5 separate regions of the Mus musculus genome follow, and all the other regions are linked to region 4. A link is a loop called in an ENCODE intact Hi-C map of the cell type or tissue named here. Cell type or tissue: heart. All regions are shown on one strand.

The links. Peaks named below come from ENCODE experiments on the same cell type or tissue, not always from the same donor. Only the 100,000 strongest peaks of a DNase experiment are listed, where the experiment ranks them.
Region 1: a loop joins it to region 4, with 7 times the contacts of the local background. A loop is called at or near these places in 12 of 42 quality-filtered maps.
Region 2: a loop joins it to region 4, with 2.5 times the contacts of the local background. A loop is called at or near these places in 8 of 42 quality-filtered maps.
Region 3: it touches region 4 in a loop (2.0-fold over the local background); 3 of 42 quality-filtered maps call a loop at or near these places.
Region 5: it touches region 4 in a loop (3-fold over the local background); 12 of 42 quality-filtered maps call a loop at or near these places.

The regions. Positions count from the first base shown.
Region 1 is chr16:25,062,254-25,067,253 of GRCm38, reverse strand. A230028O05Rik (RIKEN cDNA A230028O05 gene) reads right to left here. Exons shown (of 3, transcript NR_040374.1): 2 at 2,417-2,541; 3 at 1-698. Among named protein-coding and RNA genes, the nearest start is that of A230028O05Rik, 5.1 kb to the right of the region's middle. In heart, a CTCF peak has its summit at 2,497 (motif pointing right); DNase peaks (open chromatin) are centred at 263 and 2,493; H3K27ac peaks cover 441 bases.
Region 2 is chr16:24,483,305-24,488,304 of GRCm38, reverse strand. All of the region lies in intron 3 of Lpp (LIM domain containing preferred translocation partner in lipoma), which reads right to left. Among named protein-coding and RNA genes, the nearest start is that of Gm24440, 79 kb to the right of the region's middle. In heart, CTCF peaks have their summits at 270, 2,822 (motif pointing left) and 4,620 (motif pointing right); DNase peaks (open chromatin) are centred at 344, 4,464 and 4,604; H3K27ac peaks cover 1,304 bases.
Region 3 is chr16:24,280,128-24,285,127 of GRCm38, reverse strand. The region is part of intron 2 of Gm38456 (a long non-coding RNA gene); the gene reads left to right. Among named protein-coding and RNA genes, the nearest start is that of Gm38456, 14 kb to the left of the region's middle. In heart, a CTCF peak has its summit at 2,522; DNase peaks (open chromatin) are centred at 2,647 and 3,377; H3K27ac peaks cover 1,120 bases.
Region 4 is chr16:24,390,820-24,395,819 of GRCm38, reverse strand. Lpp (LIM domain containing preferred translocation partner in lipoma) reads right to left here and starts at 2,470. Exons shown (of 13, transcript NM_178665.5): 1 at 2,216-2,470. Lppos (LIM domain containing preferred translocation partner in lipoma, opposite strand) reads left to right here and starts at 2,165. Exons shown (of 2, transcript NR_037954.1): 1 at 2,165-2,466; 2 at 2,713-3,264. In heart, no CTCF peak of the experiment used is centred here; DNase peaks (open chromatin) are centred at 1,229, 2,179, 2,469 and 2,589; H3K4me3 peaks cover 3,349 bases; H3K27ac peaks cover 3,928 bases.
Region 5 is chr16:25,056,154-25,061,153 of GRCm38, reverse strand. A230028O05Rik (RIKEN cDNA A230028O05 gene) reads right to left here and starts at 1,515. Exons shown (of 3, transcript NR_040374.1): 1 at 1,351-1,515. In heart, a CTCF peak has its summit at 2,200; DNase peaks (open chromatin) are centred at 1,803 and 2,803; H3K4me3 peaks cover 1,663 bases; H3K27ac peaks cover 2,613 bases.

The sequences.
Region 1 (5,000 bases), 670 kb before region 4:
CTCCCAAGGTTATAGAGGACAACTTGCCTTGGCCATGGGCTAAAGTTAGCTCAGGGATCCCTTTGCATCTCTCGACACAAGCTTCAATACTAAGTGTTAAAAGTTAAGGACGAGGAAGACAGTTAACCCAAAAGCAGTAAAAATTAACTATGTTCTGATGTGTTGGATGAAAACTTGGGAACCTCGTGTGCTCCACCCTCGCCCTGATAACAGCTGCAAGTGTTTGCTTGCTTTTTCTAACATCTGGCCAGCCCCTGTGTAAACAGAGTGGAGGTCATCGTGGGGAGGAGCTGAGTGGTTTATTTCTAGGTCTCTTAAGGATACAATGAGCTGGGACAGAGTCTCAAATAGGAATTTCTTCCATGTTTTATGACAATGTCAGCAGCAGTTTCCAGCGGCGTTCTTCAGTCTCTTGCTACCAGTCTGTTTCTCATCCCTTTAACTGATCTCCACAAACTAGGTTACTTGCAAAGGAAGTTAGTGTATTTCTCACTGTCTGGAGGCAGAGAAGTGCAAAAGGTCAAAGGGTCCTGTGTGCTGAGGACCCTCTTACTGATGGAGTTCCCACGATGGCACTTCACATCACATGATGTGACAGAAAGACTGCCAGGCTAAAATCTCTCTTCCTCTACTCATGAAGCTACCACTGCAACTATAGTCTCCACCCTGAGGACTCCGTTAAGTCACATCAGCACCACCTGCAAATGCAATGAAGAAGATTATTTCAATATGGAGTTTGTAGGAATCAGACATGGACATCTTAGCATTTGCCTGTAATTCCCTTTCATGGCATGATAAGAAAAACAGTTCATCAAAGGTCTGCTTGGATGTTGCTAAGCACTCTGGATGATCCAAGGTCCAGTCTGGGCTCCACCTAGGACTGACCATGAGCCTTTGGGACATTATTCGTTTCAGGTTTCATTTTTAACCACTTGAGTAATGAGATGGGGGAGTCTTCCCTAATGTTTCATAGAACGTTACTATTCCATTTTTAAGTCAGAGTTCTAACAGTTAGCTCAGCCCTATGCTCATCCCACAAGGACATTCCTAGCTACTGCTTCTTTTGGTCTACTGAACATGACACTTTAAAGATTATCAACCCTCCAATTCTATATTTTCGTAGCAAACTCCTACCAATGAATAAGTTCACACTAACATCGGTCTTAAAGACAAAATTCAATCTATCAACAAGAGCTTGCCTTAAAAAGGCTATTTATAGGAGGCCTTCTTCTTGTTTAAAATCACACACAAACACACACAGACAGAAGTGGGGAGGGGGGAAGAGAGAGAGAGAGAGAGAGAGAGAGAGAGAGATTATTTACCCAAACATGCTTAATTTAAAATATGACTTAGATATTCAAATATACTTTTAAAGTTTGCTAATGCATTTTCTTCTTCTAAAAAAGTGTTTTGAAGTTATGGTCTTCTTTGGAATAAATATGCTAATTAAATATACTAAATGAAGTGCAAGCACAGTAATGAGTCACTGAACTTACAAATATGCCTTGAATTCCAAAACTGTTCAATCCCTGGGTAGGAATGACTAGCTGACGGAGAACTTACCTGAAAGAATAATAAAATCTCAAATAGAACTTGAGCTATTTTATGAAATTATCTTTTGTAATCCATCAAGGAATCATCAATATCAAGGGAGATTCTTGGTTCTTCCTCTCCTTTGATCCTTCTTCTTCTTTTTTTTTTTTTCCATTTTACATCTCAATTACAGCCCTCCCTTCCTGCTCTCTTCCTAGCCCCACCCTTACAAATCCCCCATTGTCCCTGAAAGGGAGTCCCCCACTTAGTAACTGCTACATCCTGAAACCTCTGGTCCTAGCAGAACTAAATACATCCTTTCCCACTGAGGCCCAACCAGGGAGACCAGGTAGGGGGAAGGAGATGCAATGGCAGGGAACAAAGACAGAGACAGACCCAGCTCCATTGGTTAGGGAACACACATAAAGACCAAGCTGCACATTTGCTACAAAAGTGTAGGAGGTCTAGGTCCAGCTCCTGCATGCTCCCTGGTAGGTGGTCCAGGCTCTGTGAGCCCCCACGGTCCCATGTTAGTTGACTCTGTAGGTCTTCTTGTGGTGTCCTTGATCTCTCCGGCTTGTTCAGTTCTATCCCCCATTCTTTCACAAGTCACCCAAACTCTGCCTGATGTTTGCCTGTGGGTCTCCCCATCTGCTTCTTTTCTTTTAAAACATGTGATCATCTTTTAGTACTAAGTTAATACATTGAAATAGAAGTAGAGCGGCATAAGGACGTCATGGATGGAACACATCTTATTTTAGGATGGTGTTCAAATAGAGGTGCCTCGGAGCTTCCCAGTGTGGTAATCTCCCCTCCCCCTCTCTCCCTCCCCTCAAATATCTTCCCTTCCCCACCCAAAACACCAACCCCCTTTCTCTCCAACCTTCCTTTTTATTCTCTCAAAACTCCAGTTGGCTCTACTTCCAAGATGGCTGAGGCTGTCGGGGTCCTGATGTCATCCAGCAGAGGGCGCTCTTGGAGAAGATTTGGGCATGGCCATGGAAAACTCTGGGAGGACAAGGACAGTTTCCTTTAGAAGAGGGCGACTGTGTTATCTGGGTTTCATGGTGACTTAAAGGAGAGCTTATTGGTCCTCCTTGAATTGCCTCAAATTTTCTGCTCATTTTCACAAAATTCTATCTATGCAGATGTTTTAGTGCTACATTCAGTAGGAGGGGGTGGAAGAACTAATTGTTTGTTTGTTTTTAAGCTATAGATTCAGAAGTACAAGGTAGCTAACTGCACAGGAAAGCAGCTGAGGATGGCAAATATCAAGCAAATATCAGCCAAGGCAGGTGTGTGTGTCAGAGACAGCCAATCTGCTCAAGCTGACCCTGTCTATCTCTCCCTGTCTTGTGAGGCACAAGAGAACATTTTTTCTCTCTCTCTTAAAGGCAGTGGCAGATATTATGGACAGAGCTCAAACAATAGCACAGAATCAACACTGGACCAGAAATAGATAGTGCAGATCCATAAAACTGTCAGAGGCCAAGAACAATCTTGATACTCTTTAACCTAGCAAAAGTTATCCATTGGAACCTAGAGACCAAACTCCAACACATAGCTTACAAATCAAAAGGAACACCAAGGACCAGTGGGCATCTGGGATGTGGTCCTGACTCTAAGATTTCCTGCCTGTTTCTTTGGTCAGGTCCAGTGGGTAAGCTTTGTAAAGTCTCATTGTCCTTGTCTAAGAGAACTGAACTGTAGAATCCATGAGATACAATTCATATTTCATGTTCTGCATTGGAGACTAACTTGTTAGAATTGAAATCCAAAATTTCCTTTGGAACGCCATAAGATGAGGAGTAAGGGTGTGGCCAGACATCATTATGTGGTTAAACATGAACTTAGGGATGACAGCTTTCATCTGGAACTTCGACGCATCCCACTTCAATGTCTTTCCACCCTTTGGTCCTCACCAGTGTAAGGGTGGGAACTGTCATTTCTTAGCTTGTATGTAGACTCCAAGATAGAATGACTGAGTGTCACCAGTCAATCCGCAGCAGTGTTGACATTTCCAAGAGCAGAATGAAGGAACCAGGAGACACTTCAGAGCCTAAATCCTACACATAATGGTTCAGTACACACCAGCCACAGGCATCAAGGTCATACAGTAATCAGTAGGATGAACCTGCAACATAGGCTAAAAATGTACCTTGTACCCGGTCACCACCTTACTCACAATCCCCAGGACCTAAATGACACTGTTTAGGTAGGCTTTTCCTGGTGAACCTTGGTTTCATCTCTAAAAAACAGCCCGTCAAATACAGGATAAATAAGTTAATGATTTCACTGGAAGCTAGTATCCACTGTCGAGCTGTGAAATAGGAATCTACGGACCTTCTCTTTCCACTGAGGACTCAGGTTGCTTTCAGTCAGTTCAATACTCTTAAGCTCACAGAGTTCTTCACTTGCTACATTTCCTTGGGTCCAGCTGATCTCTATTCCTTCACTTGCTTGTGTATGTAAGCCTCCTTGAAACAATAGTATCTAAATTGAGAGCTGTTTTGATACCAACTATAAAGCAGGTATACAAGTATACATCCTCAAACCCAAGGGCTCAGTGCAAGTTGAACCTTCCCGAGACATTTTTACATGAATCTTTGCCTAAAGGTCCTTAGGTAACTTTGATAGCACCATTACAGTAACGTCCTTTGTAGGGTCTCACAGCAAGCCTTAGGAAACACCAAACTGGACTTTCAAGTTTCAGCTCTGAAGCTCTCTAGCCACCCAACTATAAAGATTCCTGGGACTCTAATGCAGGATACAGTGCTAAGGAATAACTGCGTAGAATGGAGGCATAGCTGTCTTCTCAAATGCAAGTGTCTCAGATGGACTAAGAAGTAGATGGCAGACAAGTCTAGACAGAGGTCAGTGGCCAGGCCCTAAACTGCAGATCTACTATGCTGTGTCCTAGATAAAGATCTCTGTGCTCTAGACACCCAGGGGTTCTTTTCGACTAGACCTGGCTAAGATGTTGGGCTGGGTTAGGCTTCCTCCCCAGATAACAAAGTTCTGGAGTTGGTTTTGTGCCTAACAAGTCGGTTACCTCCTTCCTACCTCTTCTATTCAAGGACACATGCACACATGCACACATGCACTGTTTCCCTGGGGTCTTTACTGCACGAAAACAGCATGGCCGGACTACCAAGGAGCTATCATTCATTTCCAAAAAGAGGAAAAGCAAAGCTCAAATGGATCAAAGTGGCTGCAGTAGGTTGCTGCCCTCCATCCAACAGCCAAAAAGCTCACTGAAACGCTCTTCACATCCTGCCGAGGCCCAGCTCAATGACAAGCATTAGCATCCCATAGCCCTCAGGAATAGCTTGCTGGCCCAACCTAGTACTCAAGCCCTCCACACTCTGCCTGCCTCCTGTTCCTGTCCCAGGTGCCACATCTTGAGTTTGGGCTTCTCACCTCCTCGGCTTCATTCTCCCACTCAAGCAGACCATAAACACTACTAC
Region 2 (5,000 bases), 92 kb before region 4:
AAGCTAACTGGTGGGGGGTTGCAGCCTAAACGGTAAACAGACCCCAGCACCACCCCCTCACCTCCCACAGGCAGAAAACACCCGTGCACTGTTATGCACTTAGTCCAACAGCACATGTGCTAATTTTTTTCTGTGTACACTCAGACTCAGAAATTGGATTTTTTTTTTTTTTTGAATAGTTTGTTCCCATCTGGTTTCCGGGCCAAGGATTCCATGGAATCTGCCATGGGGGAACAGCAAGGCTTCAGCCAGGAGTGAATGCACTCTCAGTCTGGCCAGAACACTCGAGAGGCAGCATTGTACATGTACTGAATAGTCACAAAAATAGCTCAGCTAAAGGACATAGAGAAATAGCCTGCACTCTGAGAACCCCCTCTGCCACTGCTTCTATGACCTAGTAAGGAGGTGTCACTGGAGAATGGGGACTGAGTGGGTCTGGAACGGAGCCCAGCTGCCACTTCCGGTTTTAATGTGGCCTTTGCTGTAAGCTAGAGCTCAGCCTTCTTATTTATGAAATGCGGCTGACTCGCACCCAGCACAATCTTCCCTGCCTGTGTAGACCGTGTGAGTGTGACAAGATGTGTATGAGTGTGTGACTGTGTGAGAATGTGTGTGCATATGTGTATCTAAGCGTGTACGTGTGAGTGTGTGCATGAGTGTATGTATGTGTGTGGATATGTATGTCTGAATGCATGAGCATGTGTGTGAGACTATACGTCTGTGAGTGTGTGTATGTGAGCAAATGTGTTTCTAAGAGTGAGAAGATGTGTTTGAGTGTGTGTGTAAGTATATGTGAGTGAGTGTGTGAGCATGTGTGTGTTTGTATATTTGAGTGTATGCATGTCTGAGCGTGTGACCGTGTCTATGAGTTTGTGAATATGAGTGTGTGTGTGTGTGTGTGTGTGTGTGAACATATGTGTCTGAGTGTGTGAGCATGTGTCTTTGAGTGTGTCTGAGTATATGTGTATATGAGTATAAGTGTATGTGTACGTGTGTGCATGTGTATGTGTGCGTGAGTTTGTGAGTGTTTGTGAGAGTGTGTGAGTGCATCCATGTGAGAGAGTGTGTGGGTGAGAGTGTGTGTGAGGGTGTGTGAGTATATGTATGTGTGAGTGTGTGTGTATGTGTGTGGGGGTCATGTGTGTGTGTGTGTGTGAGTGTATGAGTATGTGTGAGTGTATGTATCTGAGTGTGAGAGCGTGTGCATTTGAATGTGTGAGCCTACTGTATATGAATGTGTGAGTGTATGTGTGTGTGTGTGTGTGTGTGTGCATATAACTATGTGGACATGTATTTGTGAGTGTGTGGGATGTGTGTATGTGAGTGTGGGGACATATGTGCATATGAATGGGTGAGCATATGTGTATCTCAGTGTGTTGGTGTGTTTGAGTGCATGTGCATGTGTATAAGTGAATACACATGTGTATATGAGTGTATATAAGTGTGTGACTATGTGTGTATGTGAGTGTGTGTAGTAAGTATGTGAGAGGTTGTGTGTCTGTGTGTGTACACATGTCTCTTTAGTTTGGGATTCTTTAACAATGTAGCACACCGGCCCCTTTGTCCTTAGTGTATGTGCTTCCCTTGCTTAGGAGCCTCAAGAGGGCAGGACAAACAGACAGCAGAACAAACAGACAGCACACTTTTTTGGTCTCAGCACACAGTGCAGTACCTGCCAGCTTCTAATATTAATTGGCATTTCCTAAATGAAGAGGAATCATTTCGGTGGCAACTCTACATAATATTCAACTGCAACCAAACTATTGGTTTGTCATGAATCTATAAAGGATTTTAAATATTACCAGACCTTAAGAAAACTATATCCTAAATCTGGGGTAAAATAGTAGCCATTAAAAAGATGAAATAAGGCAGACAAACAGATGGATGGATGAATTATAAACACATACATACACAAATAATACACATATACATACATACATACATATACACACTCACACACACACATACGAACAGGGAGGGAGAGAAGCCCTATTTTTTTTCAAGTGCCAGGCATGGTAACAGGTAAAAGTCAAAGGAGTAATGACAGGACTGAGGCAGGAGGATCACTTTAGAACAGGAATTGAACACCCACGTGGGTAAGCCCCTGTCTAAGCAGGGAGGGGCTTGTAAGGAGAAGGAGAGAGGGCAGCAGGAAGGCAAGAGTGGGAAGGAGATGGGAGGACAGAGGGTAAGAGTATTATATATGTGCAAGAAATTCTCAAAAAGAATATTCATGATGTATATATGATCTTCTATGACACAAGGGCCACTGAGTACCCATTAGAGCTGCTCCTGGAGTCATCTAGTTCTGAGACCGGTACCCTCATTTCAGCCTATCCAACAAGTGATTACTTGAACTCCTAAGTCCTTCTCCCAGCTCATCACTAATTCTTAGAATCATTTCTTCATTCTTGACCCAGTCTCACTGCAGACATCCCCAAATCTTCCTTCTCTCATGCCCTGCCTGACTGTACGTTAGGACCTCTCTCTCCATACTGCCAAGAAGAGGACCTTGGATGGCTGGCCACACCTCACCAACCGCGCCTCTACCTTACCCCTGCAAGAGCAACTTTTCTTCCTTAGGACCACAGTTTCGCATCATAATCTCTCTACACTTGAATATGCAATGTTAAATGCAAATGTGTAGCAGCTGCTGCTCAGGTTTTTTTTTTTTTAAGGGTTTCTAGAGGCTGGACACATGGCTCAGTAGTTAAAAGCACTGGCTGCTCTTCCAGAGAACCTGAGTTTGATTCCCAGCATCAACCTGACAGCTCACAACCATCTGTAACTACAATTTCAGGGGATCTAGCGCCCTCTTCTGGCTTCTGCAGGCACCAAATACACAGCAGCACACAGGCAAACATGGAAGCAAAACAGTCATACGCAAAATTATCTTTTGTTTTTAAAGAAAAACAATGTACAAGACATATCATTTTAGTAAAAAAGTTCATGGCATTGAAAACTGTGGTTATTTATGCCTCACATAAATAAACTGTAAACATAGCCATACATGTGAGCACGTGCACACGTGCACATTTAGACACACTGGGGAAGAGAGAGAGTAGGAAGGAATGGGGGGGGGGCGAGGGTGCTAGAAAACTTTTTTCCAAAAATTTAACAACGATCATTAAAGCAGAATGTATTCAGGGGTAAATTTTATTTTCTACTTTGTATTTTCCTGCCCTGCTTCAAATTCACTATAGTGCTTAGAAATCATTCAAGTGATAAGACCATCTAGAAATAAAAGAGAACAAAATAAAATGCAAACTAGAAGAAAACAAAAGACTCCAGAGGAAAAAGCACACGTTTGCCCTCAGGGTGTGGCAGGGCATCTATGCTCCAAGTCTTACTGTCCATCCCAGACACCTCTAGGCTAAACATGGCACACTGGAAGGCGGTATCCTTTCTTTCTCTTCTTTTCCGGTGCTTGGAATTGACTCCAAGGTCTAAAGAGGCTCTGCCACTGAGCTGCAGCCCCACTAGGCAATGCTCTTTGAAATCTCTCCTGCCATTTGTAGCTTGGCTCAGCTAAGATCCATTACTATAAATGAGGATAATATAGGGACAGCTGTAGTCTTCCAGAACCTTCCCTCAAAGGAACAAAAGCCCTTGGAATCTCTTAGGATCCCAAACAGAAAAAGAGGGTAGAGCATGCCTTCCCAGCACCCACTGTCGGCCACACCCTGCCCGTCATAAGGTTACACACCAAATGCTACAGAAACGGTGTGTTGAACTCCAGTCGCGTTGATTTCATTGTTCTGTAGCTTTCTTCATATAGCTGCTGCTGGGGCACAGCTCAGGCACAAAAAGGACACCCAAGCCCTTTGAAATACTAGATATTTAATCACTATGCCACCACGAAATCCACTTTGGCACCAGAGCAATGGTGACAGTATGTGTTGTAGCTCAGTTTTTGTGCTGAGAATGAAAACAGTCTACCTATAGAACCAGCGACCATCTCTACCAGTTATTACTGACACACACCAGCACAGGATACCCCTACAATGCTACATCGATCAAACAAGCGCAGGCTTCATAGCTCTAACTAGAAGTGCTCACGGTGAGTTTTGTTTTCTTTTTGATTTCTAGTCAGCAATTATTGGATTTTCTACATGACATTTCATTGTTATCATATTTAAAAGAAAAGAAGAAGGTGGTGGCCCCATAGGAAGATATGCCAACAACCAGCACCTTGAAGAGACAGCATCTCTCTTCAAGCTGAAGCTGGGGCTGCCTCAGAGGCACGAGTGCAGGGAACAGGCTGTAACTAGGTCACTGGATTTTGCTTCCTCACAGTAGACCTTTTGCACATGCTCGCCGGAGCTTCCAAGAGCTCAGGAGGCTAACTCTGTACAACTGCTGCGATGGACTAAAAGTGATCCAGTTACTCATGGAATCCATGCTGGAATGAGTCCCATGTTCCTGGCACGGCAGAAGGTGCCAGAAGTAAGCAGAGGCTACCCCACCCTCCTGAAGTGGACAGTGGCAGACGCTCGAGGTACAATGTGATGAGTCCTAAATGTTCCCCCTCGGAGCAGTGTGTGGCTCTAGTGAAGGGAAGATTATTTCTCGCTGGGAAAATGACAGGTGGCTTCAGGACAGTGAGTGTTCCACCACCAGGAGGTACCGGAACAAGTCGGGATGGGACAGATCCAAGGCCAGGGTACAGCTCAGCTGGCTGGCACCCAGGGGCAATGAAGAATGACCTTAATTTTGGAGAGAACACACAGTGACAGGCGACGGACTTTGGGTATTTCCACAGCAGAAAGGCAGACTGTCACTGTATGCACTGGATGCGCCTAGGGAGCATGACAACTGAAGTGGATCTTTTGTAAATTCAAGTTGGTGCAGGAAGCAAAAGGGAGACACTACAAACAAATATCCCAGTCACTGTAAACAAGACATGGTATGCTCCGGAGTACAACTGTGGGGAATGACACTTCATGACTGGAAATGACATCCGGCCAGGGTTGCCAATCTGGTGTGGAGGTAAGTAGTGA
Region 3 (5,000 bases), 110 kb after region 4:
AAAGTTAGACTTTGTACTTAATGATGAAGAACAGTGTTCAGACAATCAATAGTCATTAAAAGTAGCTAAGGGGACACTGATGGAACTGAGATTTTCTTTTTTTGAGGTCATTTTGCTGTTATGACAGTGCAGGCTGAAACAGTGATCAGTATAATGTGTGGACTCATTTTCTTGTGACGGCCCTAGAGAGAACCATTTTGGTGTGATTACTAATAATATAATTTTGTGTTCACAAGGGTGTTTCTGCAATGACAATAGATTACTCAGTTGTCCTAAATGGAAATATTGTTTTGTCTGGATTCTTCATTTTATTATTTTGGTTTTTATTTTTTATCTTTACTTTACTTTTTGAGAAATGATGGTCCATAGAAGAGAAATGACTTCCCAATCCACTCAGAACCCGACCAGCTGCCAAAGTCCTTGTCTTTGTACCTGGGAAGGAAGGAGAGGGGACCATAGTGAGAGGATGGTTCCCTTCTCTTCTCCTCTCCTCTCCTCTCCTCTCCTCTCCTCTCCTCTCCTCTCCTCTCCTCTCCTCTCCTCTCCTCTCCTCTCCTCTCCTCTCCTCTCCTCTCCTCTCCTCTCCTCTCCTCTTCTCTTCTCTTCTCTTCTCTTCTCTTCTCTTCTCTCCCATGAAGTAATTCCTCAGCAGGAGCCAGTCCTCACCCCCATCCTTCTTGATTTCCTGGAAAGTTATCAGTAATGGCTTAGTGCCAGTGGCTATGACAGAGATGGGGTGTGAACATTACCGGAACCTAGAGAAGAAAGCATTTCGTGTTTTTTTTTTTTTCTGTAGTCAAGAGAACAAGCCCAGAGGGAGCCACACCATCTATTAATGTAATTAGGTCTTGTTTGCACTTCCTTAGCCAGGACCAGCGTTGACTTAACTCACTACCTTTGGAGGTAAATGATGGAGGTATCGTCATTAACCTTATCCAGCTGAGAAAACAAGTTCCTTTCAGATGATTGACTTGGTTTAGGCTCCCCACCTAAGCATCAGTAATGAGACTAAAGCTTAGTCTTACATTTCCTTGCTTAGCATCCCCTATATCTCTTATTTCCTGCAGTCTGCTTTGAGGCATTTCCAGTGCACAGTCCCCATAAGAAATGTCTTCTTGACATTCAAGCAACTACATTCTGATGTTAGAACCCACGGTAGATTTATCTTCCCTTGGCTCTGTGGATAGTGGTATTAGAATATAGTTCATGATCAACCAGAGACTATTCTACAAACACCACCACCATGTAATGAGTGTATGGATGAAGGATAGGGTATTTTATCAGGAGAGAAGACTTTTGCCTTTAAAATAGTTTCTGGGATGTGAAGAGTAAGAATGGGCTGTGCACAGCAGCTAACTGTGCAGTGCTTGCAAATCACTGACCTGTGACTTGCAGAATCCTATTTTAGAAAGATTTGTACTGTTAAACTGAAGTTCCTTATTTGGAACTCACAGCATCCCTGAGCAGTAAGAATCCATCTCTTGACAAGATATGTAGGTTCATCCATTATCATAGATGCAGAATGGATGCAGGGTCAGGAACCCCAGAGAAGGTCTCAAACTGTAGCTGACCCATGAGTAAAGCACTTTTCCAAAGGGGGAGGGTGTTCAATGTTCTTAAATGACAAATTTGTGATGGCATTAATTAGTGTGCCGAAACTTCTAAAGCCACTAACTAGATCTTCTTGTTTTTTTCTGTGAGTGCTGTGGTAACCTAGTGTGTGTATACAGAAGTGGGGCAGGCAACTTAGAAACCCTTTATCGATATGCTGTGCTATCATATGACAACCTTGGGCTCCACGGTGTAAATGAGGGGCTAGGTGCCTTCCAGCCTTCAAGAGATACAGGTTGCCCTTTCCCTGGAGTTTGCAGTCACTCTACATTTCAGAATACGGAACTGGTGAGATGGGACAAAGGTCGTGAGAATCTGAGGTGAGAGCATCCCAGCACATCATGTTATATGAAAGTGTCCTTCATGATGCTGCCCACTGGTGCACAAAACGTAATATTTTACAAAATATTTGCACAACCACTGTGTCTTTTGGTATGTTGGGCATTCAGATACGGGCCTTTAATGAAGTACTATGAAAAACTGCAAGGGGGTACCTGCAAATATTGGGAAGACAAAGCGAAAGGACCCACCCCTGTCCCCCATGAGGAGGAGAGAGAAACCTCCATGGAGTAGAGGCCACTCTGACGCGTAAGTGGATAAATCACGCACCGGAAGCACAAACCTAAGAGGATAGAGGCTGTGGAGGAATCAGGTCTTTTGGGTAATAAACGTCAAGTTTATCAAGTCGTGATGTCCAGGCTGTGAGCTAACTGGTTTCGAATACAGTGCAAAAAAAAAAAAAGACCCTAGGCCATTCGATACTCATTTTCCAGGAGAGGAAGTAGGCTCTAGAAGTCAGGACCTTTGCTAAAGTCACGCTTGTATGTAAGGTAACCCCAGGGCAGTCGGGAGCTCAGCATAGAAGCTGTTTTTTGCTACCCTGTGCTGCCTCCAGCAGGCCTGAGCCACCGCCTTCCTTGCGTGGGAGAGGCCTCCAAGCTGTTTTTCCTGAGCCAGTGGGGCTGGCTCTGGCAGAGAGTGGAAGTGGGTGGGGTGGGGGCTGTGAAGCAGAGGAGGGGCCTAACAACAAGGGCTACATTCAAGGCCTGCACTGGAGCCGATGGAGGAGAATGGAAAGCTACAGTCTCTTGGAGCCGTCCAGCCTTGGCAAGGCAGCAGGGGCCTTATAAGGAAATGTTGTTCCTTCTCAGCCAGTGGGACTGGGATAGAGCCCTAGGCTTTCAGGACAGAGCTGCCCTTGTGGCGGGAGGCTGGGGGTGCCACCCTCCAAAGCTCTCAATGGGCCACTTCTGCAGGCTCAGCATTCCCTCTCAGCCTGGGGAGCTGCAGCCCCTATTCCCCATACCCACCCACTCCTTAGTGCCCAGCGCTGATTGGAGGAAAGAGGAATAAAACAAACAAACAAAACAAAGACTTGGCAAGGTCCCTGGCCTCCTTGCTTTTTGACACTGAATTACCCAGAAAACGGATTGAAATCAAACTCTATCTTTTCCCTGATGGATGCACAAGTAAAGGGATCCCTCGTTGACCTGCTGGCCTCTCCAGCACCTTGTCTCTCTGTGAACACAAGAATTAGCACCTGGCTTAGTCTGGTGCAGAAGGGCAGGAGGCTGAGATGCGGCAGGATGGAGCCTTATGCCCCGAGTGAATCTACCTTTTTCCATCTCCCACAGGAAAGCAGGAGGCTTTGGAACCCACAGGAGAAGGTGATTTTCCTCAGCTGCCTCACCTGGGCCAGGCAGGCCGGTGGGCCTTCGAGAGTCAGAAGTGTATAGAGGAAAAACACAGACTCCCCAGACACAGAACTGACTCTTGTTGGGAAACAACAGTAAGCATTACTCAGCCCCTGGAAAGAGGCCTTTTCTGCAGCCAGGCAAGGGAAGCCCAAGAAGACCTCACTCAACTTGATATTGAACTTGCCAGGGGTGTTGAAGCAGAAAAGATGTTTAATGTGGCCTTTTGCTTTGATCGTTCAGACAGGCAGAGACCCATGAAATCCTGGAGCTAAGAGACTTTGAAATATCCCACTCTCTTCCTAATGCTCCGATTCCCTTCCCAGCCTCCTTATTAGGGCACCACAGCCAACAGCCAGCATGTGCGTCTGTGACCATGCTCTCTGGCCTTCAAGAAGACTGTCTAGTATCTAAAGATCACCCCTCTTCCCCTCACCCAGAGTGCCAGTCATTGTGTACAGAGCAAAGCTATGAGAAGCATACAGGAGACACACCGATAAGACTTCAAACCCTAGTGAAAACACAGGGTTTTGAAGTGGAAAAGTCCTCTTGACCACACTAAAGTCTTAGTCAGGGTTTCTGTTGCTGTTTTAAAACACCATTGACCAAAGTCAATTTGGGGAGAAAGGATTTACTTTATCTCATACTTCTAGATCAGAGTTTATCACTCAAGGAAGTCAGGGCAAGAACTTGAGGCAGGAACCTAGAGGCAGGAGCTAATCCTTGGAGGAATGCTGCTTGCTTCCCATAGTTTGTGAAACCTATATTCTTATAGACTTGGGACCACCAGCTCCAGGGTTACCACCACAGTGAGCTGGGCCCTTCCCACATTCATCATCAACCAAGAAAATGTCCCATAAGCTTGCCCACAGGATAATCTGATAGAAGCATTTTCTCTGTTGAGGTTCCCTCCATCTTCCCAAATTACTCTGGCTTGTGTCACGTTGACGTAAAAATTGCTGGCACACTAGATGTTCAGAAGAATCTGTGAGTATAGGTGCTATAGACAAGATTATGTTTGGGGTGAAACAAAAGGTAAGATTTCTAAAGTGTCCTTTTGAGAGAGTGGAAAGAGTGAATGTAGTTTCTAGAGGAAGAAACCAACTTGGGCAAGACTCAGTTGAAGGGAATTTTGGGCTCTGACGGTGCCTACGGGGAGATAGGCAGGTTAGATACAAGAGGGAAGGAAGGGCTTACAGTTGAAAAATAGGCAAGCAGGATATCTCAGGAGGCCTGAATGGCAGCGAAGAGACTCTGGAGATAACCGGGAGCCCCAGGAAGCTCTTGAGCACACAGAAGGTGTGACTGTAGTTCACTCTGGGTGTCATGCAGAAACTCAAGATAGCATCAGGGACACAGGAAGAACTGGGGCGTGGGGTGTGGACTTCTCTGTGTCTCAACAGTCAGGGCAGGCTCTGGACTCGAGACCTTCCTTTCTAGTTTTCCACTGAGAACCCAGGACTTGAAGCAAAGCTGGGTCTTTGAGGTATGTCTGAAGAGCTGGTTATACTTCTCTCAGGAGACGATGGGAACAATTTTGATTCATTTCTCTTTTTAATATGAGGCTCTTTATACGCAATTCACACAGTTCAGAAGGGGTACTGGAAACCCAGGCTGCTGTTCTGTGTATTCACAGGTATCCCCTCTACCCCCCATATTTGAAAGGGAAAGATACTATGATGCAGCCTCCTCTCA
Region 4 (5,000 bases):
AAGGTGTATTTGAACTTATTTAATAAGATCGGTCTCAATAAAAATAAGAACCTGCCATACAATTTTTATATTTGACAGTGGTGGTACATAATAGGTCTTCAGCAACACATGCCAAGCAAATGAAACAACAGCCCATGATCATTTTCTTAAGCCAAATTATCACCTCTCCTTGAAACCGGGCAGCAGGAGGCTGCTTCTCGATGCCAACTCTCTAAATCATGTTCCTGCCTGCTCAAAACCCTCAAAAGTCATATGCAAACTAGATGGCCCGACATTCCTAAAGCCTTTCAGAATCATGTCTCTTCTCCCACTCTGGAAATGTCTACCTTTCTCAGAGGAATCACCTCCTCGCACAAGAGACTGTCCCTCCACAAAGGGTGCTACTCAGTCCTAGGCCTAATAACCAAGTCAGGAACTTGGCTTCCTCTCCCACTGCCTATGCCCAACTCCAAGGCCAGAGCTGCATACAAGGAATTGCAGGAGGTGGTGTTGGGAAAGAGAGGAAGGAGGGAGTTCAAGATAGGCAAGACAAGGCATTGCCCAAGCTCAGGACCCGGGTGTGTCCCCCTACCCTTCACATAGCTAATCCTCAATAGATTGTATTCTGGATTCCACAGGCTACCTTCCAAAGATTACATACAAGATACACAGTTTCCTCTTTAAGTGCCCCTTGGCATTGGCAAGGACACCAGGAGACTCCTGGGAAAGCAAGATTCTTACTGGGTTTCTGCACCAACATCCCCCACCCCACCTCAATCCAGCAGTGAATATGGGGCTAGCAATTCAACTTCTGTGGACCGGGGTCTACTTCCTGTTTGTAAAACTGAGAAAGGGTCCCGCTGGGAGAGGTTGACACACTCTACAGTAGCCCTGTACACTTTCCCTCTTCCCCTAAAGCTTGTCTGAAAACTCGCTTGTGCCGGGAATAGTGAAAACAGTGAACCATTAAGTCACTAACATCTTTGAGAAAAAGTTTTACTGCAGAGGCAAGTTTGCAAAGGGAGTGTATAGAAACAGGAGAGTCCCAGAAAGGATCCGCGGAGAGCTCTTGCCAGGCCTTCCTTGTGGGGGAGGGGAAGCAGTGGACCCCCTTCCTAAAGAGAAAGAAGGCCAGAAACAGTTTACACTGCCCTGTCCAAGTACCCAAGCCACAACTCCACTGACACGGTCTCCTGTCATACTCCCACCCCAAGCCACGAACACAATTCCACCCACGCCCACTCCCCACCCTTATTTAGCCTTCTCTGGTCTGCAGCTGCCTCCCTGACACGAAAGGCCTCGCCTTTTTTACTTAAGAAAACTCCCTATCCTTCAAAGGAGTCAATCACAGGCCCCTCTGGGATTTCGGGTCCGGCCATGGAGGCCAAAATAAGAAAAGTCCTTCCGCGAACTCCCATAAAAAAACCTGATCTTTGCGTTCTCTCCAGGATTTGGCCCTTCCTACTTTGAGTCAGGTTAGGCTCCTGCGTTCCAGTGAGCGCTCCCAGAGGGCAAAGTTTGGCCTCTGTAACCTACAGTGCTTAAAAGCAGTGGAGACTCCACAACCGCTTACAAAAAGATAAATTAATTAATAAATTTTTTAAAAAATTTTAAAAAGGCAGCAGGGGAGCAGAGGTCCGGAGCCACCGATCTTAACCTGGCTCCACCTTCCAGGGATGACTTCCAGGAAAGCCTGCCTCTCTTTGCCTCGCCTGCCCTGACTGTAAAATGGGAAGACTCCGAGTCACTGGGTCCCTAGGCCCTTTCCGCGGTGACAACTGGGATTCCACGAAAGCTCGAAGCCACCGGGCGCGGCCCCGCCCCCTGGGCACCCAGAAAGGCCCGGGCCGGGGGCGCGCTGGGGACTCCCGCATCCGCCCCTCCCCCACGGCGTGCACCCCCGCTTCCCGGCCGGGGACCCGCACTTCCGCGGCGGGCGGGGCGGAGCAGGGCGCCCCGCGCTCCCCACCACCCTCAGCGGCCCGTCCCCCGGGGGGTCGGGGGGTCGAGCGGCGCCCGCGGGCCGAGGCTGCGGGAGGAAGCCTTCGCTACGATACCTGGGGGAGGAGGTGGACCGGGCAGCGGCGGCCGCGACGGCTGGAGGCGGAGGCTCGGGCGGAGGAGGAGGTGCCGGGCACTCCCCCTCCCATTGTCCCGGCCCGGCCCGCGGCCCGCAGCGGCCCGCTCCGCCCGGCCCGCGTCCTCCCCGGTGCCCGGCCCCGCTGCCGGCCCTTACCTTGCAGCGGCCGGCTCTCCCCCGCCGCTAACGCTACTTATCCCGGGAAAGCTCGAGCGGGCCCCGGGAGCGAACCCACAGACAAAAAGTGAAACTTCAGCAGCAGGCCGGGAGTGGCTGCTGGTTGGTGCTCTCCCCCTCCTTCCTCCCCACCCCCTCCCCGCGGTCTCCCGTGCGGTGCCCTGAGCGCTGGAGGCTGACGTCAGGGGCCTGAATTCCTGACTTTGCCTGCACGCATTTGTCCATGTAAGGTATGGGGAGGCGTGTGCCCGCGGGCCGCCGCACTAGCCGGACGGGGAGGGGGCGCGGGGGGCAGCGGCGGCTCGAGGTGGGTGACCCTGGGCAATGCACTTCCTGGAGGAGGGGACGCGGGGGGAGGAGGGGGTACAGGGAGCATGGGAAGAGGAAGGAAAAGAGGGATCTGCCTCCACTGGAGGAAGAGGAAGGAGATGCAGGAGGAAGTCGAGAAACCGGCACAACTCGGGTCTGTTCTGCAGACGACAGATTGGAAAGCTGAGCTTGAGCAAAGAGATCCTGCCATGGAACACCCCACCCCCCACCCTAAGAGCCTCGTCGGAGCCCCGCCCAGGACTCCAGCAGGACTCAGAAGTCCGGGATGGTAGAGAGCAACTTCAGTTCCCTTCGCACAGGAGAGCTCCGAAGCTGGGACCTGACCCAGTCCTGCCCCGTGGAGAGGAGCCAGTATTCTACTCTTAGCTGGGTTTCCGCCTCCAGGCACGACCCGGCCTCTAACTGTGAGCTTAGACCCAAGTTAGAGCTAGGCAGATGACTTGACCCACTGAAGTGACTAACCCCAGTTCCTGGAAGGTTGTGGTTGACAAGCCTTGAGAAACAATGGCAATCGAGTGCTTCAGGGCAACTTCCTGTCCTTTGTTCAAAGACAAGAACCTTTGGAGTTTAACTTTTGCTTCCCAACCCTGCCCTGCCGGAAAACCAACCAGAAAGCTTGCTCTGTTCTTACAGCTTAAAAAAAGAAAATACACGAACTGGGTGAACTGGTTTGAATAAAGACAAGCCTGTTCTTGGAAGGTTGGGTTTGGATATTTTGTGTTTGATATTTGTAAAAGTGAGCAACGATGAGAACCCCTTTTACTAGGTTAAGATTCCGGCTAGGAGACACTGGAAGCCCTCTGGCCCTCAGTAGTGAACGCTTTTCATCCCGGCACAAGAGAGGTTTACATAGACACTGTCACAAACTAACCAAAAACACAGATTTGGGTGTGGGTGTGTGGGTGGGGGTGTGGGTGTTTCTATCCTGTATCCTTTGCTTTACCCCAGTCTCCCAAACAACTTCAACCCATGCTAATAACACAACCACCCATTCTGGTCTTTGATTGGGTTGGGTAGGATCTAAGGAAAATACCATAACATGACCTGCACAACACAGCTGTCTGAGCATGCCCCTGACCTTCCCACTCTCAAGCCACCTTCCACCACCGTGGGCCCTCACCTTCTACAGCCTAACTCAGTCATGCAGACAGAAAAAGTACACCAGGGACTTCAGGGGTGGGGACGCTCCAACGTGCCTCTTCTCCGGTTATATTTTGATGAACCTTTCGGACTAAGTGTCAAAGTACGTACTCCTGTACTTAACATGTATTGAACATTTCTCCGGCAGTCTTCAAAATTCAAACACTTCTGGGGCCAAACTGCTTAACCCCTTTGCCCTCCCAAGTTTTCCAGCTACACACACTCAAAAGTAGGATTACAGCAGGAGAGAACACGGGTACCTGTGCGTTCCACGGGAAACAGGCTCCCAGGGGTCCGGCTTTTTAAGAGATCAGTGTATTCACTCTACCCTAAGCATTTCAGCCAATGCGTGCCCTCTGTGCTACTGCAATGGAAGTCATCCATTGCTCGTTTAGGTATAACAGAACTTGACCAGCATCCCTTGCTTCCTTTACTCCCTTCTCAGTAACCCACTTATAAAGAATAATAGAGTTCTAATGAGGATTAATAAAATTTAATAAGGTATAATTAGAGTCATTCATTTCCTCAATCATACACATTGTAAGAGTGCTGTGTTGATCCAGAAATGCTACTAATTATGTTGAAACTGTTCTCTGTGTTGGGGGAGATCACTGTATCGCTTCTCCTGAAGTACTGATGCATCACTCAGGTAGGCATGGTGTTCTCATGAGCATTATAGAAAGTTATAATCACAAGAGATCATTGCAGCACATGGGGCCCTCACCTGCAGTGTAAGTGACAAAGTCATAGACTGGATGTCTGGGGACCCATGTGCTTAGCCATCAGGAGTCCTAGCACAAAGCAAAAGCCACATCCTGCTTTGTTGTACTGCTTTCTTCTGTCCTTTCACAGTGTGCAGAGGTTTGGACTTGGAAACTCGGCTCACTTTGTAAGCACGGTACAGTCTAAATACTGGTTTACTATTGCAGAGACAAAGATGGTACAGAATTTCAGATGAGTGAAGGGTGCAGCCCTGTGGCCTCAGAAAGTCTCCAGGTTGGTGTGAAGGCCAACAGCAAGTCTGCCACAATCAGGCTGATGGATCCTGAAACTCCATAACATTTATCACAGACCTGTACCCGAAGGCCTCACCGAAGCTCATGACAGCCCTGTTTCTGGAGTCCGTGCCAGGCAATGGTCTAAGGACTTTTCCTATGCAATTCACTTAACCCACAAGTCCCTCTGAGGGACTGGCATGATTTCTGTAGCTGTGCGTGGGGAAACTAAAGCCAGAGGGGCTAAGCAGCTTGTTCTTAACACTAGTGTTTCAGTACACTGAGCTTCCATAGTGAGC
Region 5 (5,000 bases), 670 kb before region 4:
CATAAAATGCAACCCAAGCCAGACATTTTAGCGTGATGAAGGAAGCTATTCAGGACTCCAGGCTGTGGTGGCACACACCTTTAATCCCGTCACTAAGATGGCAGAGGCAGGCAGATCCCTGAGTCAAAAGCCAGCCTGGTCTACAGAGCGAGTTCCAGGACAGCCAGGGCTACACAGATAATCCCTGTCTATAAATTATATGTAATTATTATAAAATATATGTAATATTAGATAGATAGATAGATAGATAGATAGATAGATAGATAGATAGATAGATAGATAGATAGAAGGCCTACCTAAACAAAGAGAAGGCAAATCAAGAAGGGTGGGTGCTGGGTGGCCTTTGCCATCGGTGTTGATATTGACAAGGAATGAGTTCTACCCATGGAGCAATAACTATATAATAACTTATATCCCATACAAGAGACTTAACACAGGCACAAAGGGACTGGTTATCTGGAGGACATTAGTAAATCTCTCAGAAAAACTGAAAGAAGGCAGCAAGAGAGGTGGGGGCACCCAAGTTGAGATTTGATGGCTACAGAGGAACTGAGGCATGGCAGTAGGAAGTCAGGCAGAGGTCATCAAGCCCAGAAACTAGCCTCTGTGGGATGCTCAGGGAAAGGCAGGGTCAATCGGATATGCCTGCCATAGACCGCGGCAAGAATGACATGGGCACCCCGGGCTGGGTTTGGCCTACTGTGTAGACAAGCTGACATCTGTTTCTAAGTATGATTCGCCAAGTCAATTCTCCCCTCCCCGGGTTTGCTTTGTCTCTGCTGGGCAAGTGGTCTTCTCTCTCCATCAAGGACTCTCATCTGAGGAAGACACCACTTCCGGGTTTCACTACCAAATTCTCCCTGAGTCTCTAGCCACGGAGAAATGGGTTTGGATGATCACAGGAAGTACCTTTTTGGCAGTCCAACATGGCCAGAAATCTGAAGGGGGTGGATTTTAGTGGCTCTCCCTTTTTGATATTTCGCCTTTGGGAGACTCTTTCTCTGCTTACTTTCCAGGACTTACAAGTCCGGAGTTCCTTTGGACTTTAGAGACCTTAGGCTTTTAGAGACCTGAAGGTCACAGGATCAAAGAGGGACTTTCTCCTTTGGTCCTTAAGACCAACTGGTGAGGTAGGTTGAGAACAGGTAACAGTTAACAGGCAGAGAAAGGATTGACAGCTGCTGCCAGGAGCTCATCAGCCAGGCTTTGTATATGGAGCACCGTAAGCTTTCCAGCAGGAAGGAGGGGAAGGGTAGAAGGAAGAGGAGTAGCAAGCAGAAAGGGGGAGGAGCAGAATAGTGCCGAAGGACTAAACTAGAACTTTCTTCTTCGCCCCACCTCCAAACTTACCCCTCCCTCGCAACCCAGGGGGGAGAAAATGGGTCTGAGGCTGTGCGGTTGGGAAGGGCGGAGGGTAACATCTTCACAGATGCTGCAGCTTGGCCCTGCAGGGCTGCTGGGCCTTTGAAAGGCCACTTGTAAACTCTTGGTTCCGAACAGAAAGGCAGCCGGGAGGAGCTGGGGCGCGGGCAGGGGGAGGAGACCGGTCTGCCTTCAGTGCCTAGAAATCAAAGCAGCCAACCTTGGGCTTTTTCTTTCCTTCACACTGAGGCACTTTTATTGGCGAGATGAAGGGAGGCAGAGAGGGCCTACAGCCCTCGCTTCGCTTTTGGAGGTTAATGACCCAGTTAGCAGCTCTTGGCTGAGTTTCCGACATTTTGCAGACATCAAGCCCCGCGCCTCTGCCAAGTACATTCTGTTCCCTGGAGCCCATCCAATGCATCTCAGATTACTATGTAATGCGACAAAGAGGGAGAGGCGGCTGGGAGGGGCCCGGAGAGCTGGGCGGGGTGAGCGGGCGGTAGCCCCGAGAGCGGGACGCAGAAGCCGGCTGGCGGGGAAGAGGATGCCACTCTAAATACAGCTGCTCCAGGGGAGTCGCATCCCTCGAGGGGCTTCTTAGCTGGAGAGGGAGCCCGAAAGGAGGGTGGACAGGCCCTGTCCTCCAGGAATCCTGCCCCGTAGAGCCCGGCACGGTCCAGAACGCAGATGGGGGTGGGGAGAACAACCGGAGACCCGACAGGACAGCGGGAGGAGGAATCCAAGGGGCGGGCCTAGGGGCTCGGCTCCGCCCCTCCAGGCTGCCCCAGGCCCGTCCCAGCAGCTCCAGGGGTGAACAGCCTGCTGGCTAATTATAGACCTGAATGGAAAGCGGCGCTTTTGAATGATCTTGTTGCTCGCACTGCCTTCAGAGTCTGAGGAGCAGGTGCGGCCCTGCTATATACAAAGTGATTCATTTAAAAGCCCTCTGTCACGTACGCTCACTTACTGACACACAGGAATCCTTGTGCGCTCCACCACCCAAAGGATTCCAGAACTGGCTTAAAAGAACTTGAGCTCAGGGCAGAAACCAAGCGACTATTGGAACAACTTCACCACTCCTTAGTAGTCTCGCAGAGTAGATGAGAGAGGGTACTAGGCCTTTCTCAAAATGTTGAAAAGTAGGGTCTTTGCAATTTACAGCTGGAGAAACGGAGGCTGAGACAGAGTTTTGAGACGTGTCTGTGAGAGCGGGAAGTCAGTGTGAAGCTAAAGAGAAGCATGGGGTCCTGCCAGCCCCTTCCTCTGCCTGCCCAGACTGGAGCTTAACGTCTCCCATCCTGAACCTCTGGCACGGAAGAACACCCCTCCTTCTAGAATACCCCTCTTTCCTGAGTGTGGCACCTACCCGTTGCACCTCCCATCCCTGAATCCCACCAGTAAACCAGCTGAAGCCAGTTCCAGGCCTAGGAACTGGCAATCATGCCCATTTTCCCTAGTGTTCTGTATGAGTCAATCTGTTACGGCTCTGTCAGCACAATGCCCTGTGAGGAACTACAGAGGGGGCAAAACTTCCTTCCCTGTCAGCGTCTTACACCCACCTCGGGTTCACACTCACAGCTAGCCAAGACTTTCCATGACCTTGATGACCAACTGCAGTCTGCATAAGCACAATGGAGCCTCATGCCCATTTGATGGAGTCCTTGAAGAGTCTTGGAGGGAGGAAATGACTGGCTCATGGTCATCTGATGGTGAGTCTGTATGGAGAGAGCCCAAAGTGGGCCTGTCTGCATCCTGAGTTGAGGTCAACACACTTACTTCTTTCTTAGATCCGACCACAAGCCCACTCAGTCACAGAGAAATATTGCTGTGAGCAATCTGATTATTTGCTCTCTGGTCCCCACATCACCATACCAGTTTTGTCCACACTTATGAATCTGGGTGTAGAGAACTGTTATTTTTCTCTAAACATCTCTAAACCCAGCCAGTGCATCTGGCCTTAAATAGAAAGGCTGTCCGTCTCACCACCTAGGCCCACAAGTTCCACCTCACCTTTGCTGACCATTTTAAACTTAACATTTTCCTCGTTCAGTGTGAATGGTTAAAGAACCACCGTCGAAATACCGTGCTGAAAGAAACAGAAATTGGGGGGTAGAGATTATTTTAATAGCTTTTTACTTGCCTCTTGAAAGGAAGTTCTGCATCTTAGGATTTATAAGTATCCACCCTCCCCAACATACATTGTGTTCAGGCCAACCCTCCGAGCACAGTAAAACTCTCATATGGCTGGACAATATCATATGTACCTAAGCTGAAAATTGTCACGTGTCTCTGAAAACAGATGAATGTTCAAAGCACAGTCGAGGTTCAGCTCTGGGCTGCAGTACAGGTATTTAATCTGTGTGGGTGTCTACTTTGTTCTCTGTGAAAATGGACATAACCACGGCTTATAGAGGCTGTGCTGCAGGGCTGACTGGGGAAGGAGCCCAGTGACCAGAAAGGAATGAATGTCTCTTCAACCAGACTACTGAATTGGGAATCTGAATTCTATTTTTTGACTTGGATATATTTTTTAAGTTCCATGAATTTCAATTTTATCAAATACAAGAGGGTAACAATAGTGCATGCTTTATAATTATGTGGGTAAAATGAGTTTAAATGTAAAGGGATAAAATATATGCCTGGCACACAGTAAAGTGCTCCGTAGAATGAAAACTGAACATATATAGGGATTTCCTAGAATAATGCCTATCTGAAAGTGCACACACACTAAATAGCCACTCTATGTTTTCCTCATTTTTAGAATGGAATTCTCCCAAGATTAAATTTGAATACTATACATGAACAACTTGCGGTGCTCTCTAAGACAGCTCACAGCCAGCATTAGTAACTCCGTTGTTAGGGCACTGATTTGGTAAATATTATGTATTAACTCTGCATGATCAAACTTGACGAATGAAAGTGGATCGTGTCCAGGCCTTCAAGAGGAGGATAAGTAAGCAAAGACATGCTAGGAGCACATAAATATCTAATACCAAGGGAAACTGGTGTCTGCTTTGACTATCACAAAACACTAAGTGTCATGAAGCATCAAGAAGCCCAAGCACATACCTATAGGTGGGTCATTGGCTCAGGAATATGTGTGGTCATGGTAAAAAGAACACAGCACATCCTAGAGGAACTACCAAGATCTAGACACTTCGAGTTGACAAAAATTCCCAGTAAAAATAAGATAAAATAAAATAAAATAAAATGCAGCTAAACCCACCTCGGAATGGAAAGGGCATGCTCACCAGACTGCAAGATTGCCAGATTCAGAGATGGGGCAAAAGTCAAAAGACAACAGACTGAAAAGTGGAAACCAGGAGTCCAAAAGTTCCAAGAAGCCAGGAGGACCCCCATGGGTCCCACTGAGAATGAAAAGGCAATATTTGGAGGCCAGCTTCCTGTTCCAGCTGAGCAGCTGCCTATGTTGAATATGGAGTGGAGTGGAGGAGGGCTTTTCTGAGGCCAGAGCTGATGTGCCAGGGCCGACAGTGGGTTGCTGGCTCTTCCACAGCATCTTAATGTTCAAGGTTGATGTGTACTCGCACGTGTCATCCTTTATAACGCCGTTCAATGTGGAAATGGAGTGCATGCGTACTCCTGAGCATACCACAGCGACTCAAGCAAATGTAAAC